Regions from separate parts of the Mus musculus genome. Here all the other regions are linked to region 1. A link is a loop called in an ENCODE intact Hi-C map of the cell type or tissue named here. Cell type or tissue: heart. All regions are shown on one strand.

The links. A loop is a pair of places that touch in the nucleus more often than their neighbours do. Peaks named below come from ENCODE experiments on the same cell type or tissue, not always from the same donor. Only the 100,000 strongest peaks of a DNase experiment are listed, where the experiment ranks them.
Region 2: a loop joins it to region 1, with 2.0 times the contacts of the local background. A loop is called at or near these places in 2 of 42 quality-filtered maps.
Region 3: a loop joins it to region 1, with 2.1 times the contacts of the local background. A loop is called at or near these places in 4 of 42 quality-filtered maps.

What each region holds. Positions count from the first base shown.
Region 1 is chr13:97,856,614-97,861,613 of GRCm38, reverse strand. No RefSeq gene overlaps it. Among named protein-coding and RNA genes, the nearest start is that of Gm41031, 33 kb to the right of the region's middle. In heart, no CTCF peak of the experiment used is centred here; a DNase peak (open chromatin) is centred at 2,313; H3K27ac peaks cover 467 bases.
Region 2 is chr13:97,909,796-97,914,795 of GRCm38, reverse strand. All of the region lies in intron 35 of Arhgef28 (Rho guanine nucleotide exchange factor (GEF) 28), which reads left to right. Among named protein-coding and RNA genes, the nearest start is that of Gm34388, 18 kb to the right of the region's middle. In heart, no CTCF peak of the experiment used is centred here; no DNase peak of the experiment used is centred here.
Region 3 is chr13:97,936,557-97,941,556 of GRCm38, reverse strand. Arhgef28 (Rho guanine nucleotide exchange factor (GEF) 28) reads left to right here. Exons shown (of 36, transcript NM_012026.2): 31 at 1,997-2,097; 32 at 4,696-4,734; 33 at 4,835-4,882. Among named protein-coding and RNA genes, the nearest start is that of Gm34388, 45 kb to the right of the region's middle. In heart, CTCF peaks have their summits at 1,844 (motif pointing left), 2,475 (motif pointing right) and 3,410 (motif pointing right); DNase peaks (open chromatin) are centred at 276, 1,876 and 2,496; H3K27ac peaks cover 387 bases.

The DNA of each region.
Region 1 (5,000 bases):
GTCCTCTGACACTTCAACTGTATCAAAACCCCTCAGACTGATGTGGTGTTGAGTAGTGCTTGTCACCTGGGCTCTTGCAGTGACCCAGTGAGTGGCACATCAATGATGGCATCCTTCTTGAGGTGATAAGGCTTAGATCTCTATGTATTCCACATACAATCAATATATTATGTAGAGAGTCCAAAGGCTGATTTCAGAAGAAACCTTTTAGCCTACCCAGAAATAAAGAGATTGCTTTAATCTCTGCAATGAAAAACACTCAACGAAAATGACTGCAATGTAAAGACAGACAGACAGACAGACAGACAGCATAAAACTGTAGGGAGCAGAGGAAGTCTGAGTGGAGCAAGTCCTGAGGGAATGTGCATTATTCACGGGCAAGGCCATGTCGAGGATGCTAAGGCCTCGGTTCCTCATACAGCAAAGGATGGCTTAGGTTCTGGCAATGGTTTTCAAAGAGGTTTATGTGTGAGCGAGTACTCCGTGAGTAAAAAGACTAGAAATACAACTACAACTTCCTCCTCCTCCTCCTCCTCCTCCTCCTCCTCCTCTTCCTCCTCCTCCTCCTCCCATGTGTTCACAGTCTGAGACTGCTGACTTACAAGAACGTCCCTCCAAGAGTAGCCACCCCCTCCCCACTGTACTGTCCAAAATAAGCAAGCTAAGGTTCAGGGGTGTGCCATTAGTAGGTGCCCTTCCATCAGAGTGTGTACACTGCAGCTGGCTCCAGCTTTTCTGTACATGTATCTGCGAGTCTTCCCTTTCTTTTTTTTTTTTTCTTTTTTCTTTTAAAAGGTTTATTTATTATTCTCTGTAAGCACACTGTAGCTGTCTTCAGGCACACCAGAAGAGGGCATCAGATCTCATTGCGGATGGTTGTGAGCCACCATGTGGTTGCTGGGATTTGAACTCAGGACCCGGGTCTTCCCTTTCTTCATTCCCGCAATGTCCCAGACAGATGTCCAGATCCACACCACTCGATCTGCAAATTTTTTGCAAGGTTCAGAAGAAAAGAGAAAGCTGGGTGTGGTGATGTACATCTCTAATTCCAGCCCTTGGGAGATATAGGCAGGAGGACCATGGGTCAAGGTCATTGTTGACTGCACAGTCAATTAGAGATCAGCCTGTACTACATGAGATTCTCTCATATGCCAATACCCTGAGACAAGGCTGAGGGAGCCCGGGCAGGCAGCGTGAGTGTGAGTCCTGTACCTGACTGGGCTCTAAAGTTTAGAGTCTTGAGTCAAGAGCTTATCAAGTAGGATGAAAGGTGGAAAGAATGGCCACTGGGTTCAGTTTGAATGGGTCCTGTGGAAAGCAGAGGAAACGCTGAGGAACAAAGTACTGAGTGAATGTGTGTAGTTACTACATTGACCAAGTCAAGGAACCCAGCGCCTCAGGCCTATGGGAGTGACAAAGCCTGCCCTGGGTGAGGCTCAAAGCCTTTCTACAGGGACCTAGTGAGAGCACTGATCGGCTATGTAGAATATTTCCACTGTAGCTTTGTCCCCCAGATGTCTCTGGCTTAAAGACTGCTCTCCTACAGAGGCCAATCCTACTGAGATGAGCTAAGCCTGCCTCCTGGCTCAGCTCTATGTAAAATCTGGGCTTTCCTATCTGTGTGTAACAGCCCCACAGGCTTGTTCAGCTGTATGCAATAAGCCACCCCCCTGTTCAACGATATATAGTAAACAGGCTGAGCTTCCGGGATGCTCAGGTTCCTCCATCAGAGAGCATACCAGCTCTTCTGCATATGTGTGTCTGTGGTTTCTCCTGTGTCTGTCCTTCCTTCATTCTCTCCCTGCCCCAGCCAGGCCAAGTCCCTAAAGCTGTGCAAACACTCGGCAGATTACATGAAATGCGCTGGCCCCGCCATAATGAGTAACTAGGGACCATGCTCTAGACTTCTAGTTAATCTTTCCAGTAGGCAATGTCCCACTTCACTGTGGACCTTCCACTGTCCCAGTGGTCTAGCCTTGGTTTTTTTTCTCAACTCCACACTCAGCAGACAGCTTTTTAATAAGGAGAAACTAGCTATAGGGTGAACATTTTGGCAATGGCTTTTATAAAGGTTGGGCCAAAACAACTCAGGAAGAAGTTACCTTGGCTTGCTGTGTCGGATGTTTAATGATCCCTCTATGACTACTTAATTGCTCTTTTTCTCTTCTGCTGAAATGTAAAACAATGATACTCCCTAAGCCACTTAATACTTATGCTAAAACATAGGAGGCAGAAAGAATGCAGGGATTGAAGGAGGGACTTGGAAGCCCCAAGACCATACTCCAGAGTCTGGAGGGCCGGGCCAGATGTGCAAAGGGCACCCTTCCCAGGACAGAGCAGCACACAGCAGCCCCCAGAGCAAATCAGTTCTGGTTGTCCTGACCTGCTTCGCCAACAGCAGCCAACAAGGAAGGCTTCCAAGTCTCGGCTCCTTCCTCTTTTATCCCCATGACTCCCATCCTGTCCAACCAATGTTCTACATTTCTGAAAAAAAAAAAAAAAAAAAAAAGGAAAGGCACATGAGACACATGTAACAAGAATTCACTTTGCAGTGGCTTCAACAACTCAGGATTTATCTTTCTTTCCATACATCAAATTTAAGAAGAGTCCTAAGAGAGAGTTTTTGGCCTGGAGGTGGTGGTGCACACCTTTAATCTCATCACTCAGGAGGCAGAAGAAGGCAGATTTCTGAGTTCGATGCCAACTTGGAATACAGAGCTAGCTCCAGGCCAGCCAAGGCTACACAGAAAAACCCTGGAGAGAGACACAAAGACACAAAGAGAAGTGGGGGGGGGAGGAGACATGGAAGAGAGAGAGAGAGAGAAAGAGAGAGAGAGAGAGAGAGAGAGAGAGAGAGAGAGAGAGAGAGAGTCTGAAATGCTTGCAATTCTTTTGTGATTTTTCCAGCATGCTTCCTATCTCGTGGTCACAAGGTCGCTGCTGCAGGTCTATGTATGAGGTCCTCCTTTCAGTCTCACAGAGATGAGAAGGGGATTAGGAGGTACCTGTTCATGTCTGCAGTCAACCTAGCAAAAACCTCATAAACCACCAGGCCTCCTCTTCTCTCCCACAGTTCAGCATCAGATCCATGGCCACCCTACCCTCAGGGGAGTCTGGGAAAAAGAGTGGTGGGATTCTCAGCCTCCAAAGCAAGAAGTAAGAATAGCCTAGGTTCAACCAGATGATAATGCCCATCATCAAAGGCGATGTCTAAGGAAAACGCACAGTCCCCTGCCATTTGTCCTAGGAGGCACAGTCCGGATCTTAGAAAGCTCTTGCTTAGTTTTGAGTATGATGAAGATCAGTCTATTGTTGATCTCCCTGAGGGCTTCTGCTTCCCCATTAAAAACTACACAGAGTATTCATCCCGTAGGCAGTGCCAGCTAAACGTTAGTCTAGAAGAGCTGGCCGCTGCAGTGCAACTCTGTTCTCCAGGCATTACACGTTCAGCTTGACCCAGAGCAAACTCTCACAAGATCAAACCTATTACAGTTCCCCACAGAAGGGGAAGGAGGATTCTCACTTGAGCTTCCTGTTCTTTCCAGCTCCACTCAGCTACATATATAGTCTTCTCTAGCTGTGCATAGTCTTAGGGGAGTGTCTAGAGTATACAGGAAGTGGTTGGAGGAGATGGGGCCTCCCGTGGTCAAGTGAGACTTTAGTGATAACAGACAGCTACCATTAAGTTACCCATTCTCCTAAATGTAGACTTTCACCTACACTCCTGAAAGTCATCCGAAGAAATCCATTGACTTACCAAGGCAGGCTTAGATTAAATAGTTTATTTGGTCACTGGTGTCTTATCTGTTACATATAAGTGTTTCCATACCTCTTGACCTAGAAAATTTCACACAACACCCTCTTACCCTTCCGCGATGACGGATAATGAAATCAGTCCTTGGCATGTACACACAGGTCTGCAAGGTGAAATAACCATTATCTTTTTATATGACCCCAAACAATGGGAACACAGCTTGCTAACCTATAAATAGACAAGCAGCCTGGAAGCCAAAGCCTTTTAGTGCAGAAAAAAACCACAGTAGGAAGCAAGAAGGATTCATTGTGAATCCCTGTGATGTGCAGAGTTGGAGAGGGAACTGGGTCTCAGGGTACACACAGTTGGATCCTGGGCTTAACCCTATGTTGGAGAATACCAGCTCTGGCCTCTTCAAGACCAGAGTGTCACCAGCTGGCTTCTCACACAGCCATCAGGAGCTTAGGCACACAGAGATGTTCCCCTGGTGCCACCCTCATCTCTCTGTGATAGACAGAGCTAAATCCTGATTCCTTGCTCAGCGAACATTCTCTTCTCATCTCAGCTGGTGAGAACTTTGTCTGCTATGTCTTGCAATCCAAGACTGCATCCAGAATGACAGTTCCAATGGGTACTCATCAGGGTCTGGGCTCATATGCTAATATAGTGCCTTCTCAAGAATGAGACTGGGAAGGATTTCAGATGCCCATGGTTCTGGATGAAGATTCTGAAGGCTAGGAAAGGAACCCTTCCATCCCAAAGCCTTCCTCCCACCAATGTGGATCTTCCTACATACTACCATTTCCCCTCAAGGTTGATAAAGAAATCACTCACTGATTGTTCTCCAGGCAGGCACTGGGCAAAACCCAACACACTGACTCTTATTGGTCCCCTGGTGTCTTGCAGCAGACACCATCTCCCATTTTGTAGATTAGCAAACTAAAGTACAGGGTGGTAAAAGACCTTGACCTTTGGAATAAAATGAGAGAGAAAGGTTTGAAACCTGCTCATCTCCCTAAGATACCTACTTCCTCTGTCTTCCATTTCATGAACACAAAGAACGGGTCAGATTAGGAGACATGGTTTTGTTTTGTTTCTTATTGATTGATTGATTGATTGATTGATTGATTGTGAATGCACTGTCACTCTCTTCAGACACACCAGAAGAGGACATCAGATCCCATTGCAGATGGTACTGAGCCACCATGTGGTTGCTGGGAATTAAACTCTGGACCTCTGGAAGAGC
Region 2 (5,000 bases), 53 kb before region 1:
TCTTTTGGAAATACTGATGTCACTGAATGTTGAAATCAAATTTCTTGCATGTGACACACCCTTCAAATACAGTCGTCCCCCCCCCCCACCCCCTTGGGAACACTTGAAATCCAAATGACATATCTCAGCCTAATTTGGTACAGGGGTTGTGTTTTGCAACCCAAACCAGGCACAATGAACTTCAGACAGGGTTTTGTTTACAACAGCCCCATACATAAGCACACCCCGGCTCCATACTGGGGATGCTGTCAAGGGCTGGCTCAGCCTTATTGGCTCACGAAGGCCTTCTGTGTGTGGAAGTTGATCAACTTGAGGAAGCACAGGAAGTTATGTGGATCCTAGAGGCAAGATCCAGCTTTTAGTCATGCAGCCTCATAGAATTTCAGTCTTTTTTCCCTGATGGTAAAGATGATAAAGGAACTACTATCCAGTCAAGGTGTTCTGGCTCCTTTCTGCCGCAGACTGGTACCCAAGGCTCATCAGTTTTCTCTGTCATGAGTATCCTCACTTCTTTACACTTTGACCTCATATCCCACCCCTCCTCCTCCTTCAGAGTTACTCTGGGCCATTTTCTTCCAAGGGCCTCTCCAGACATCCTTAGCTAGGGTCAGGAGTCCCTCACACGTGGCTCTGTGGAAGCAAACAGAAACTTTGGTTTCCTTCCACAAAGTTGCCCCTGTATTCCCCTCCAGACAGTGTGGTGCTTTATATAGCATATCAATATGTCAAGATATAAATTACATTTAGTAAAATTCTTAGCCGTTTACTTGGCCATCAAGTTTTAGAGAAAGAATAGCAAGGTACCAAACATATCTATCAACCCGGAGAGCCCACTTAGGCTCTTTCTCGGTCAAGCCTCAGACCAGCGGAGACCACACCTATGCTTCCCGTCACCACAGGCTAATTTTGCTTTTCTAGAATGTAATGGAATCAGTCAGCCCATAGCTTTCTGTGTGCCTGGCTTGTTTTTTGCCGGTCATGTTATTTTTGAGATGTATCCACGTGACTGCATGGGCCTGTGACAGGTTTCTTTGTTTTACAGAGCAATCTGTTGATGACTATACCTGGCCTGCCTCTAGTTTTTATGTATTTTGTAAATTGTGTTTTTATATCTCTCAAATAAGTGCCCAAGAGTGGAATAACTGTTGGGGTAGGTGCCTGGTTAACATAAAGAAAGCATGGGGAGGTTTTGAAAGTAACCTTGTCACTGTTAAGTCTCTTGGGTACTAAGCACAGATCAATTTCACATTGCTTCCTAATGCCCAGCCCAGTAAGGGCACACAGTAGGGACTCAGTGTAGCCTAGCCAAGTGACTGGCACACAGTTGGAACTTAGTGTTGCCCAGACCAGAGAAGGGTACACAGTAGGGACTCATTGTTGCTCAGCCCAGTGACTGACACACAGTAGGGATTCAGTGTTGCTCATCCCAGTGAAGGGCACACAGTAGGGACTCAATGTTTATAGAAAGATAAATGAATGAGATACTCAAATTCGACTTCATTCTGAAATACCCTCTGACCACAAACAAATGCTTTGTTCATTAAGTGGGGCAGGGATGCTCTGACTTATGCAGGTTCACTAAGGTCAGGCAAAGAATGGGGGAACACAGCTCCCCCTGTTCTCACTCTGCTTTTGAGTGAGCCTCTTGTGTGTCAGGGTGGTAGGGGAAGAGAAGCTAGCAATGCAGTTGATGTGGAACTGTAAAGGAGACTTGATCACTAGGAGTCGCCAAGCCTTACAAAATCTTTTGAAGTTAAAACTTCCCTTCTCTTCTATTGCAGACCCTCTCTTCCTCTTTAGTCCCCCACACTTCATACAAACAGGACACCTTTGCTCGTGACATCTAGCGTTGCCCTGTTACAATGACTGTACACTTCACTGGACTGACCTTCCATGAAAGGCTGTTGACACCATGGTGAACATTTGAGGTTCAGTTCAGACGCCTTCTTCTCCCCCGAAACCTGTCCTGGCCACCACATCAGGAACCTATTCTGTTCTAGAGAGTTTTTGATGCTATGCATCAGAGTGGTGTTCATTAGCCACTGAGCAGGATGGCCCACCTATTGAACTTAGCTGCATTTCTGCCTTGTTATTCTACAAGGGGACCGGCAACTCCATGGCCACAAGCTTGAAGGTCTTCAGCACAGCAGCAGGGAATGTCAGTCCTGAAGGGAGTACCCGAGGCTACCAAACATGACTGAAGGGAGTACCCGAGACTACCAAACATGACTGAAGGGAGTACCCGAGGCTACCAAACATGACTGAAGGGAGTACCCGAGGCTACCAAACATGACTGAAGGGAGTACCCGAGGCTACCAAACATGACTTCTGCTCTTGTCTTTCACTAATAAGGAGTAAAATCATCTGGCCAGATGGGTGTTGTTTCTTGAATAGAATTGTTTGTCAAAGAAACAGATCTGTGTCAAAAGAGGAACTTACTAGACAACCTTGGTCATCTTTATCACCTAGATAAGCAAAGGCTGCTAGGTGGCTTTCCTTCAGCTCTGGTCTGGGGTCACAGGTCAGGAAATACAAATATCAACAGGTACATAGCTCCATTTTCTGTGCTTATTTACAAGACAGCCTTAAGTCAGCTCTCTTGAGAGAGATGTTTCCAAAGAGATAATCATTTTCATTCATATTCATATTCTCTCTCTCTCTTTCTTCCCTCATCCCCATGTGAAGTTTAATCTTTAACTTCACAGTAGTTCTGCTTCGTTCCCCACAGTGTTGGGATTACAGGTATGCCCCACAACACCTGGCTTGCTTTTGATTGCTGTTTCAATCATTTAAAAGAAAAAAAAATCTTAATGTTTCCCTCTTTCCTATAAACTTCCTACTTTTGTAATTATGTAATTCCTAAAGTATTTTCATTTTAATGTTTAAAAATGTAGTAATCTTTGCTATGATAACAAGCTTGGAGAGAACCAAGGTATGAGACCTTGTTCAAACCATACACACTTGCTGTGTATTACAATTACACCGTGCTTTTTAAATTATAATCTTTTTGAGAGACATAAACTCAAGGCTGTAATTAGAAGTGATACTTCAGGATTTGGCTTCTTAGCAAATGTCATTTTAAACAAATGAGAATTACCAAGTTAATGTTTCTCATTAAAAACTATGGAGCAAAAAACAAAACAAAACCCTATATTGCACAATAGAAAGCCAATTTTTCAAAAAAGGATGGGCCTGCAAATTCTTCAACATCCGTCATTTTGTAATTAATCAAGAGGGGAAAACCCTCATTCATAGGCACTGAAAACAAAGAATTGGATTTCATTTTTAAAAATCTGGTAATAGCATAATTACGAAGTAGCAGGTAGAACTAATTAGCATGGGTGTGTTTGACTAAATTGCTTGCCTTCTTCTGGATTAAAGGGAAAGGCCAAGTCTGGGATGCTGGAGAGTTTTAGCAGCTGCTTTCCCCTCTACTGAACCAGCAAGCAGTAAACGCAGCATTAAAATTCCTAGGTTGACTTCCTGCCTTATTCAGCTGGCAGAGGAATGATTCTTCTCTCAGCAAAATGAGAAGCGTAACTCTTTCAGCGTGGGTAGTGTCAAGCTGCTGGCGGTTTCCAGACCGCCTGCTCTGTTGTTGTTGTGCTTAGAAACTCCCAGGAGCCGCAGAAAGATCCGGTACCATGCGGATACCGCCTGTAGCTGTGTGGTACTTCATCCTTGACTTCTCTTTCCCTCCTCCCAGTCATGCCAGGGTTTGACTGCTCTGTGTTATTTAGGATGAACACACCCCTTGTCTACCTGGATATGTCACAAACGGTTTCAAACAGACCCAAAATTAACAGAGGAGTGTAGGAATTCCTCACATACCATCACCACATTTCGGCTCGCCATGTTTCATTCAGATTCCCACCTCCGTCAATTCTGTATTTAAAGTAAATTGTAAACATTTCCATACGTATATATTAAGCCCTGAACATTTCAATAAATGTCTCTACTAGATAAGGCACTTTAAAAAAATACATTTTATTTTATTCGCCTAGTGATGGTTATTTGCACATATGATTGCTGCAAATAAAATATACCGTAGAACTATTTTCAATTTATAACAAATGCTTTAAGTGTGGATTAAATAAGTTTAACATAGTGTCTTTAAGATGCACATTCATACCTCAGAGTAACTTCTGAAAACCAAATATAAACACCAGTTACAAAATCTAATCTAGAATTGCTTCATATAGCTTGAACAATTAAAATACAGCATCACAGGCCTTTATATTTCAGATATTCACCACACGATCTTCCCCTAAAGGAATCTCTGATGTCAATGTTTTTTTTAACACCATCACCACACCTAGGGGAAAAAAATTGACAGGAATTCCATATCAATGTGTGACAGCTGTACGATTAATTTTCCAGTAGTTTCACAAATATCATGTGTGCGTTTTTCCAGTTATTAAAAATAAGCTACTGAGGTAAACACTACTTTGCAACAGCAGGTTCCTTCCTGTGTGTTTAATGCATTCATTACTATAGAAGGTTTAGTCATGAGGACCGGAAATGTAGAGAATGGAAAGGCTAGCCACGCGGTGAGCGCTTAGCACCGGTTGGCCACGTTTGCTTCAGGTCGCTGCGTTTTCTTCCCAGGGAATGGTGACTTACAAAGAAGGCTGTTTGTCCTCCTGTGACTCTCAGTTTCTTCTTCAGAGCTGACTAACACCCGAGCTATTGTGAATATCATCTCTACATGCTGTTTTCACTCTCTTCCCTAGGCAGGGATGTGCATCCATATCCCATATGTCAAACACATTTTTTTTTTTTTTATTCTTGTAAGTAAACATTTCAGAATCAGTTCCATAGTTAGGATTCCTTACAATGTTTTCGAACCTGTTTGTGTGACTATTACATACAGGTCTTTCTATAGCCGGCTTTTCTGCTTCAGTGTATGCATTTATGCATGTGTGTGATACATACTCTTCCAACCTATGAAGGCCAGTGCATTCCTTGCCTTATGCAAGAGGAAGCTGCATAGTTCTTAT
Region 3 (5,000 bases), 80 kb before region 1:
CTAGGGGCAGTATAACTTTTTAGTTCTATTCTTTTTTTTTTTTTTTTTTGGTTTTTGTTTTATTACAAGCACCCAAAATTATTTTCCCCTCCCAAATTCTGCTTTATTTAACCCTGGCTTTCTATTTTCAGAATGTGCACATATGTTTTTCATTTCGACCGGCCAGATTCATCAAGGGAGTTGTACTGCTCTGGGTGATTTCCTTTAGAAGAGCCACATTATGCCATTGAGGAAGTGCTCTCTAAAAATACTGAGGGTTTGCCGCCATCAGCCCCGCCCCAGGGACAGCTGGGAGGCTCCTCTGTGCCCTGCAGCTGTTTGGAGCCCTCCCCAGGTCCTCTCCTCCCTTCAGGCAGGCCAGTGAGGGTTCTCCCTGTCCGAATCCTACAGAATCTACACCCATTTGCTAGACCTAGAACAGCCTGCCCTGCCGTTAGGATCAGGCATGGGGTGAACCTGTATGCCAGAAGCCATCCTTTTTGGCTTGGCTTGGATTACGGTGCTCTGAGAGTTTGGTCTCTTTATACAGTTGTTAAGGGCAGAAGAGGATCCCTCAAAGAAGGACCAGAGTAGCTTTGCAGTGGGCTTCAGGGAGGGCCTTTGTGAAGCGAGCCCCTGTCGGTCTGAGGTTACAAGCTCATGAGTACACTTACCAAAGGAGACTATTATACTCTACTGTCCAGAATGGTCAGTCCAGTGGAGACCCTGTTGCCCACCCTGAAGCTATGCCTGAGGGTGCAGAAACTTCTGGAAACTCCCCTTCTACCTCTGCTCGGCCCCATCTTAGCTTCCTCCAACGTTTAACTGTTAATGTGAGGAAGTGGGCAAGAGGAACAGACTGGCTCCTGGTTTGGAGATGGCTTGACTGTCTCTTTAGGCGTTAGGAAAAGTTGCTATAAATTGTCCCTCCAACATCCTTGCCTAAGAAGTGCTCGCTTGCACCGGGTGACCTTGGCTTTTCACTGGGTTCATTCGAAGTGGTTCCCACTCACAGAAAACTCTGGCTTAGAAGAGGCTTTCTGGAATCCTGGGCAGCTGCTGTTTCCTAATGGTGATACATGTGATTTTTAAAATTTAAACAAAGAGAAAGGGGCAGCCCCTTGTTAGAAATAAAGATGCGTGATGATACCATATTTTTAAAAGAAGTTTATAAACATCACAAAATGAGTATTTTGGTCAGGATCCTGGTCAGATATTGCTCCAATGAAGTTGGGGGTGGGGTGGGGTGGAGCAGCCTTGAGAAGCCTGGTTTAAGTCAGGAAAAGGTGAACATAGCCTAAGTTTTAACTGAAATCCATAAAGCAATGATGAAATCCTGCCGACCGAGGTTTCACCGGTAAAGGTAAATTTGTATTTGGTACTTAACATCTCTGGATGTGTTTTCCTAGGTCAAATGTATTTACAGTGTTAAAGCTTAAGTGGGAAGTGTGAGCAAAGCTGGAAATGAGGAGAAACTGAGGCAGGCTCTCAGTTTTTATGACTCTGAGACCATAAAGTGTTAGCTGCCTCCAGCCTTCTTAGATCAGTGCCCTCTGGACCTGCGTTCTAAACCTTGTCCATCAGCTGCTGCTCTTGTACTGGCCTCGAGGGAGCCTTTTATGGACCTGGGTCTGCCAAGAGACCTTGCTGTAATTCCACTGGGCACCTGTTTTAAATTACTTCTTTCCCAGGCAGCTTTGTCCTATTAAATGAAAGCGAGATGTAGACTCGGTACCACAAACAGCCCATGGACACATGAGCCCAAGAAAGAAGCGCAGTTAAAATGGCAGGTGGCAAAGGATGCTGCTTGGTGTCTCTTAGCCTGTAAGCTCCGGGAGAGCAGGGACTGCGGGCTTCCTTGCGATCTCTAGCGCCCCCTGTAGGTTCATTCAGTATGTATTATCTCGTGATGACTCCTTTTTTTGAAGTGTGCTTCAGTTGTGGGCAGAAGAATGTAATTGGCCGGCTGACGTTTGATGTTGTCCTTTTTGTTTCTGTCTCAATGGCGTGCTTCCAGCATTAGTCACAGAAGGGACAGAAGGAAGAGGCTGTTGGGATGTGGATCCCGGGCTCCAGGGTGTGGTAACCGACTTGGCAGTCTCTGATGCAGGGGAGAAGGTATTGTTAATTGTTAACCAACTTGCTAGTAACCAGAACCTATTGCTTTTGTATACAAAGTAGATTCAGCTCTCTGGCAATGAGTGGATTGAAAATACCTTTTTCTGAATTGTTTCTGATTTATTTAAATATCTATATTGAAACTTTCTAAACTATTTCTTCTTTAAATGTTCGTGGTTTTTATATATCATGTTAAAAAGAAAATCAACTGAGACGTTATTAAAAACCAAAACGAAAAGCTTGACAACCCTCCTGTGTATATGTGTGTCTGCACTCTCTGACTTCCGGCCTACTCTCTGCATTGCAAACCTTTGCTTTTCTCACTGCTTCTGGCAACTCCCTGTTTGAGAGGTGACCCGACACTGGGACGCTTCACCACCAGATGGCGCCCGTGAGCTGAACTGATTTCCACTTTGGGACGTCTTGCTTCTGTTCTCTACTGTGATCCTCTGCTCTTCACCTGTATCCCACCTTCCTCTCGCAGACTTGGAATCCACGTAACCACCCTTTGCCCGTGCTACGATGTTCTCTGATTCCTAATATATGTAGGCTGGACCTCTCTGTGTAGAAATTATATGCATACAGCTTCCTATTAGCTTGACGTGTGTGATTTCATAAGAGGGGAGGAAGAGCTCGGTGCTCCTGGGAGGTGGGGAGTCAGGTCAAGGGTTTTTACTTTGTCTAGCATTGATTTAGCTCCATTACCAAGTATTAATGCGCACCAGTGTGGGACTACGACATGTTACAGATGCAACATCTTACTGTTACATGTTTTCCAGATACGTGGCATAGGACAGAACCAGTCTGGCTCTCAGAACTTCACAGAAAAGTCAGCTCTGACTTAGTATTCATTTGCAAAGCTCAGAGGCCCAAGTTAATTTATGAATACAGAATTTTACTCTACTTACTCTGATTGTAAGCTTTGAGCTAGTTTGCCTTAGCTTGTCTGCGCTTCTCCGTGTGATCTTCACTTTGAAGCGTGAAGCCAGTAGCTTACAATCGCTCCTAGGTTGTTTGGGAAGAAAGATAATTGGTCGATGCAGCCTAGTTCTGCACAGAAAATGGCTTGACTCTGACTCCTGACTCAGTTACAGGTGGAGAAGTGAGTTCAGGTTTTAACCTCTGGAAACTCTGACACTTGATGGGGCCTTTTGAGAATGGAAATAAACAGATAAAGCAAGTATATAGTGATGTCTTGGCGTCAGCGTCCTTTAAAAGATTAGATTAAAACAAAATTCTGAAAGAATTAAAAACAATACCCAAGGGTAGAAATTCTCCTCGCATGGATCAACTGTAGTTATACAGTACCACCACCAGGTGGCGCATGAAGTCCATTAAAAAGACAATGTACACTTTCTTCTGTCTTCCCAAACCCAGAGGTTCGAGCAGTAACCAAATGTCGCACAATCCAACCCATTTCTACATGTTTGCTTCTTGGTAGAATATAAAATTTGGAAATATCATGGTTTTTTGTTTTTGTTTTTTGTTTTTCCACTAAAGCAGTGGATGGGCCAAGAAGGGCTCATAGGAAACGCAAGAACTTAACCACCAAACCAGAGTATATTCCGTACATTTGGGCAGAGTTCTAAAGTACCGACATGCTTCTCTCTATTCTACCTTTGTCCCTTCCCTGTTAATGGACTGATTAGCAACAAAGTCTGTAGTGACAGTATGAAGGCAAAGGAAATGGGGCTCGCTCACCAGCAGCTTAAGCTCCCAGCCTCCTTGAAGCAACATGGTTGACTTTGTTTAGGGCTGAACATGACGTGTGCTCAGACAGAAGCAAGCATCATCCAGGAGGCTGTAGGCTCTTAGAGGCTAGGGAAATGAATGGTTTCCTAGTTCACAAAATGTGGAGTTTGTAGCATTCATGGCTACTTATTAAAGAGAATGCGAGCAAGTGTAACTTATACTCATTTATTTGTTGAGTGTCCCTTACAATGTGAAACACCAGCCTTAGGTTTGCAGATATAATATTCAATACATAAATTGGTTTACTAATGGGAGAAGCCATACGGCACATAAACAAATGCTTAATGCAATTTTGGGAACTAGAGCTCTCCGCATGTACATATTCCCCGATGTTCCCTGGTGTGAAAGAGACAAAGTCTGAGGCCCCATCCATCCCCAAGGACAAGATGGCCAGCATCCTCTGGCTTCACTCATGGGTTTGGAGCTGGCTGGTGATGAATTGAGGTGGGATCTGGAGACACCAACTAAGCGCTTCCCTTGGGCCGTCTCTCTCTAACCACCGGCTACTTGGGTATCATGATTCTCCAACGTTGATATCGGGGAGCTAGAGTCCCTGTGCTGTCCTGTAGCCCCCAGAGAGCCAGGTGCAACAACCTCCCCTGGCGTTTCTTTACCATCATCTATGCCATGGTAAGGGATGGTTGGGTAAGAGTTGTCACACACCTCTGAGTTTGAACGAGTGAGACCTGTATTGTCAAATGGCTGCTTAATTCTCCAGCCTGGGAGGAGATGGTTACTGTAGCCGAGGTGATGGAGTTGAGACAGGGAAGCCCATAGATCAGGAATACTTGATAGCTTCCAAACGTCGGGTGGCTGTTCATTTTCTCGTGTTTTTATGTGTTTTAGGTGGAATATAGAAGTTTCTCCGGTTCTTCACAGTCAGAGGTGAGCTACGCATGCTTTAAACATATAGCATCCTTTCTCAAGTCGTGGCTAAGGAAGTTTTTCAAGAACTTGACACATGTAATCTTTCTTATACCCCCAGATTATACAAGCAATACAGAATTTAACGCGTCTCCTCTACAGCCTTCAGGTAACGACTCTCCTGTAATTTCAACCTTGTGAACGTTTCTTTTAACGTGCACTGATGATTTCCAGACCTCAGAAATTAGAACATTTGAAAGGCCGTAAGCCATCCAACAAGAGTGCCA